Linked DNA regions of Mus musculus: region 2 is linked to region 1. Evidence: chromatin loops called from intact Hi-C (ENCODE). Cell type or tissue: left cerebral cortex. All regions are shown on one strand. Each heading gives the region's core, and the rest is flanking DNA. Links, peaks and the distances in the headings are about the cores only.

Region 1 (2,908 bases), core at 245-2,744:
TGGTCCAAACCCTCACTAAAGGTTCTGCTGTGCAGAACCCTCCTCAGCTGTGGCACAGGTGCCAGCAGCACAGGTGCCTGGGTTCAAACCCTCACTAAAGGTTCTGCTGTGCAGACAACCCCCCCTTCCTCAGCTGTGGCACAGGTGCCAGCACAGGTGCCTGGGTTCCTAAGGGCCAGGTGAACTCACATAACAGCTGCTGCATCACTCACATTGGCTTGCTGTGGGGATGCAACAGAGGAAAGGGATGACAGACAAGCCCTTGTCACTGTGGGGATGACCAGTGAAGACACCTGATAATAGCCTGCCTCACAGAGACCAGCGCACTCAAAAGGTCCTGGGACGAACACCCCCGTACTGGCACCTGTAGATGAGAAAGTGCCACAGGGTGGTATAGGTACACACACAGGTCACACAGCATGGCCACAGCCAAAGCAGGACCCCGAGAGGTGACATCTACAGCCCTGCTTCTTCCCACACTGTATTCTGCTTCCCTCAGTCCTGAGTCTCAGGCAGTCCAGAGTCTCAGCCTGGAGGCCAGAACACTACACAGGGCAACGAGGGTAATAGGCAACCCCTACGTTCTGCTCTGTGGAGGAGCCTCCATTGTCCAAACCGGAGTCCCACAAAGCACATGTGCACCCTCGGCATGAGACAACCACCTAGGGCAAGGATCCTTGGGATGGAGTCCCGAGGGATGATATCGTAGCCACCCAGCAGATGTAGACATGCACAGGGGACTTTCCACTTCCTCTCACCATGCCTTCAGCTAGCTCTTCCCCCAAAAGAACCCTGAGGAGACCCAGACCTGTGGGACCACTTGGTGTGCCTTCTCACGTTGACATCAGCCTTGTGTGCATGCTCTGAGATCCCAAGGGACATCATCTGCTTACAAAGACTCCCCACAGAACAACATTCCAGTTTCCAGTTGGTCACAATGTCCGGCTGCCTGCACCTCCACTCGTCCCTCCCCTGTGTAGTGGTTAAATAGTGCCTCAGAAGTGAGGGTCTTAAGAACGGTCATGCTGTTGGCCAGGCAAAACACTCTTGTATGCCTGGTGCCTAGTGACCCGAGAGTCAGCATTGCTGCTCTGGCTTCTATCATAAGCCAGTTAGCAGGGCAGGCAGATTTCACGCAGAGTCGGTACCACCGTGATGCCAGCGGGGTTCCCTCTGCTTTCTCACACCACAGATTCCCGTCACCTCTACGTCCAACCTCAGCCACAGCTATGGACAACAACTGCTAGGCCCAGCTTAGACCAGAGGCTGCTTCTGTGTGAGACTGAGCCTGCCTGCAGCCTGTGCTGGCTCTGCCTGGGACCTACAGCATCTTCAGTGAACAACAGGATGGGAATGTACTCTATCCTTGGGAATCATCCCTAAGCCAGGCTTCACAACACCCGCAAGGCTAAGCATACACCAGCTTTGCTACCCGTGACATCGGGTCGTATTACCTAGGAAACTCCAAGTGCTTTCTCGGTGTGTTACAGGGACCAGGACAGTGCCTTGTACCAGTTTCCAGGTCTGTGCTCGCCTCCTGACCATGACCACATCTGCCCCCAGAGAAAAGAGGCCCTGGGAGCTGTTCTCTTTGCTTTCTTGCCTGCTCCAAGAGAACCACGAGGGGGCGCTGTGCACACACTAGCTAGCTATGTCACTGTGGAGAGACACTGCTTTACCTGGCTTGATTCACATTCTTAGGCTGTTTGGGAGGTCTTGGTTTTGTTTTAATTTTATTTTTAAGACAGAGTCTCACTATGTAGCTCAGGCTGGCCTCAAACTCACAGCAATCTTTCTGCCATCCAAATGTTAGGGTTACATGCTGTTGCTAGCTCTTAGGCTTAATTGGGGGGGAGCAATAAAGCTGAGATCTGGGGGCCCGCTCAGTAGGGGGCCCTTCGCTGGCAGTCTCCTGTGGGCTTCAGAAGAGCCACTCACGTGAGTAGAGGCTGTCCCCTGCCATTCTTTGGAGAGGTTCCTGGTCAGTCCCGCTGCTGAGGGACAGCGACTGACTGTCCAGGTCTGGAGAGTTAGTTCTGGTGTCTGCATCCCCCTTGAGAAGCAGCCAGGTTGTCTTCTGTAGAGGAAAAAAGGTCACAGGAACACTGAGGTCATCTGCGATGGTGAAACGTTTCACCAGAACGTTCATTCAAGGAGCTCCGTACGCCTAACCCACAAGCCAACTCCACTGCGGGAAGCCAAACGTCTAGTACCCGTCTCACCATTAAAGGCGTCTCATTCTGAAAGTTCATGATGCAGCTGGAGAGATGGCCGAATGCTGCCTGCAGCCTGCTGTTGTGATGTCTGGCCCCCACATCCTCTCGGGGCACTTTTACAACTGGCCACATCAAAGAGGTATGCCAGTAATGTCTATTACATTTGACTTTTCCGCCATTCATTTAAAAAACAAAACAAAACAGAAACAAACAAACAAAAAACCACCTGCCAAGCTGTTCTAGAACCTTCATGTCAAATACCCCAGAATGCACTGGGGTTATTTCTTTGTCAATGTTCGTATCTCCTCAGTCCCAGAACCACAGCCTGGCTACTCGGCCGAGGCAGGACCCTGGCAGAGCATGTGCCCATACAGAGTATAAAGGGAGGCAGACGAGTATGGCTCCCACCTTGGTCCTCCTGGGACTCCAGGGGCAGAGTGAGAAAAGGACTGGAGTTCCACTGGAGTGGCCATCCCACCCCGCAGGGCTGTGGTCCCCCTCCTTACCTTCCTGCTGTCCTGGTCAAAGCTGCTGTCCTCCACGTCCAATCGCCTGGCAGCTGGAAGGGAAAGTCGGTCTGTAAAGGCAGCTCACCCTGTGTCTGTCCTGGGCCCTACTTTACATAATGCTCAAAAGGGGGAGGAAAAGCAACCAAAAGGACAACGCAATGAATGCCTTTCACAGGCTGGAGG
Region 2 (2,908 bases), core at 201-2,700, 63 kb after region 1:
CATAGAAGCCAAACTACCCCTAACCTGCCCCTCAGATATCCACCTTCAGTTGGTGTTTCAGCTTACCCAGGCTGCTGTCCACCAGGGGCCTCACTTCATCCTCCCTCTGCCACAGGGCTTTTTCCACCCTCTGTGACCTATGTCGTTCTGATGACCACAGTGACAGTGGTGTCCCCCGCAGCAGCGACACGATACAGCCCACATCCCTTGCTGTCAGGTGCAGCCATTTCCCCTTCATCCCCACACCCTCTCAGCACCTCGGCCATGATGGGCCATGATGGCCACACCAGCCCTGTAACCCCTTCCCTATTGAATCGGATCAGAAACACCAATTCATAGTAGAGAAAGCTGGTGGGAGACCAGAGAGCCAGGCCCTCTGGCTCAGCTGGATTTCGAGAGGCTCAGTGTGGCCAGGCCCTTCAGCTATGTATAGGAAGCACAGCTGGAGTCACTCACAGCTGTGCATAGCGGGGTCACCAGGGGGGCTCTTGTGATGCAGCGTGGGGTGGCTCTCCAGAACTTTTATGTCCATCCAGTTTGGGGCACAAAGGACAATGGGCAGCATCTTTTCATGATCAGACAAGACAGGGATTATATGATGGGAATCTGGCTCAAGGCCAGGTGGAGTGAGAAGTCATTTTCAGATTTGGGGCTCCCATAGGCTGTGGGGTTACGCGAGCCTGGAATGTAGTCTCAGCTCTTCCTCTTGTGGGATTTCGACCTTGAGAGAGTTCCTGTCCACACCACTCCACCATCCCACCAGCCCGCCTTCTAGCTGCCTTCCCATCTGTCCTTGGGTATCCACCCACCCTCTGCCTTCGATCTGTCCTTCCATCTGTCCTTTCCATCCACCCACCCTTTGCTCACATCCCCTGGTCCTGGGGAAATGCTGGATCAAGGGCAAAGCGATTCGCTTAGCAACCAGCCCAGCAAACACTGAAGTTTTCCATAACACTGATCAACCCTTTTTTTTTTTCAGGAATACGTGGGGGCTGGGTATAGCTCAGTAGCAGGATGCTTGCCTAGCATGCAAAGGCCTGGATTTCATCCCTAGCACCAGTTCCCAAGTTACTGGATATGCATTTGGTTTGAGGGAAGAGCTATATTAAGAGTGTGCTGGCCAGACCCCACCCTGGCCACTAAACAGCCTGGAGCTATGGGCATGGTAGTGCTGCTGCCCTCTGGTGGTCAGAGGAAGATCTGCACCACGAATGGCCCTCCACACCAGTAAGCTCTACTAGTGTCCCTTCAACTGGCTGCAGATTGGACATGTGGGCCTGTTGCCCCCGTGGGATTCATTCCTAGAATGTGGGGCAGTTGCTGATTAGCAAGGTCACATATACCCATGAAGAAGCAACCGCAAACCTGCTCAGCCTACTTGTTCCCTTCTCGCCTCATCCCTGCCAGTGCTTAGAGGGGGCCATGTTTCTCACAGCAGAGGCAGAATGCTGCCATCTCTGGCTACTTGTAGATGACTTGAGGCTCTGAAACAGGACAGTCAGACAGGCAGGAGGGCACCGAGAGAACAGTCCCCAACTGTCCTATGCTGTATGAGGCATCCATGGGGCCACGGGGAGCTGAACAGAGGCAGAGAGAGGAGGACTCAGGATGCAGGGGTGTGGTGAGTCTCATCCAGTGACCCTGCCTCTCTAAAACCACTCCAAATATAGAAGTGCCCAGAGCAAGCTGAACAAGCTGTCCTTGAAGGTCAAAGACAGTCTGGCAGCCAGGGGCACACAACTGTTAAGAAAAAAAGCAATCTTTCCAACTAATAAAGTACCCAAACAAAGCCAACAAAGGCCCAGGCGCCTCTGAGGCAGGCGTCTCCTGTCCTCCTTGCTTGGCTTGGGCTGAGCTGGACACAGATTCCCCCTCCCTGGCTCCAGCTTGGACTCTGTGAAGTCAGTCACCAGGGAGCACAAAAGTGTAACCCACCGCCTTCTTAACATCCTGCTTAGCTCCAGACCCACTGGGTACAAAAAAGTGTATCCAGCCCTCCTGACACTCCCCTGAAGCCAGCATGGTGCCTACCTCACAAGAGAGTAACCTGAGGCCAAGAGCAGCTGAATGGGCCCAGGCCAGCCATGCCAAGGCTTGGAAGCACCATCAGGAGAGTCAGGAGAGGGTTCTGGGGGGCCTGCATGGTGCAACCCTAAGGCCTATGCCAGGGCCTAGGATTCAAAGGACCCAGGATTACTTATTTATTTTTTTAAATGTCTCTGGCAATTCAGAATCAATCCCATAGCTGCTTATCCCAGTGACTCTGGCTAGGTACATGCCAGGGACCCAGCTATGGCTGTCCTATCAGAGGGCCACTTGCTGTGGGAAAAAAAGACATCACACAAGACCTAGAAGCCTACATCCTGCTCCACTGGGGTCTGATTCGGGAGGAAGGGGCTTCACAGGACTGAAGGCTGCTCCCAGGAGGCTGTTCTAGAGCCTGTGGTCAGCAGGACCATGGAATAGGACCCTCGGGCTGCTTGGTCCAAAGTGGGGCATCCACCGTGTCTTCCAGAAGGGCAGCTGACCAGGCATCAGCCCTCCCAGAGTCATCCGGTGCCAGCTTCATTTCTGGGCATCTATGCTGACTTCTCAATGCCTGTCCATCTCCAGTGGCCCCTGGCATCCCCAGCTCTGATTCACAGGGTCACAGCTGGTGGTGACTTCTGAGCTGTCTTGTCATCCCTGGACACAGGCTCCTTGGAGCCTGAGCTGAAGGCCCCTCTGTCTCCTCCACCTCCACGTCCCTGTGCCTCTGCCTCTGGGGAGTCCTCTGGGATTTCCTCCAGGCTGGCAGGCCTTCACACCTGGCTGCACGAGGGAGGCACCTGCGCATGAGCTGTGCATGCCGGAGAGTCTCTGCCGTCTGTCCGTCTGTCGATTGTCCCGGACAGGGAAAGCCTTGGAA

The links. Peaks named below come from ENCODE experiments on the same cell type or tissue, not always from the same donor. Only the 100,000 strongest peaks of a DNase experiment are listed, where the experiment ranks them.
Region 2: a loop joins it to region 1, with 9 times the contacts of the local background. A loop is called at or near these places in 30 of 42 quality-filtered maps.

Annotation. Positions count from the first base shown.
Region 1 is chr5:35,856,995-35,859,902 of GRCm38, reverse strand. It overlaps Ablim2 (actin-binding LIM protein 2), which reads right to left. Exons shown (of 22, transcript NM_001177696.1): 16 at 2,723-2,775; 17 at 1,939-2,077. Among named protein-coding and RNA genes, the nearest start is that of Afap1, 35 kb to the left of the region's middle. In left cerebral cortex, for the core only: a CTCF peak has its summit at 1,615 (motif pointing right); a DNase peak (open chromatin) is centred at 1,633.
Region 2 is chr5:35,793,874-35,796,781 of GRCm38, reverse strand. All of the region lies in intron 1 of Ablim2 (actin-binding LIM protein 2), which reads right to left. Among named protein-coding and RNA genes, the nearest start is that of Ablim2, 37 kb to the right of the region's middle. In left cerebral cortex, for the core only: a CTCF peak has its summit at 1,183 (motif pointing left); DNase peaks (open chromatin) are centred at 878 and 1,128; H3K27ac peaks cover 2,500 bases.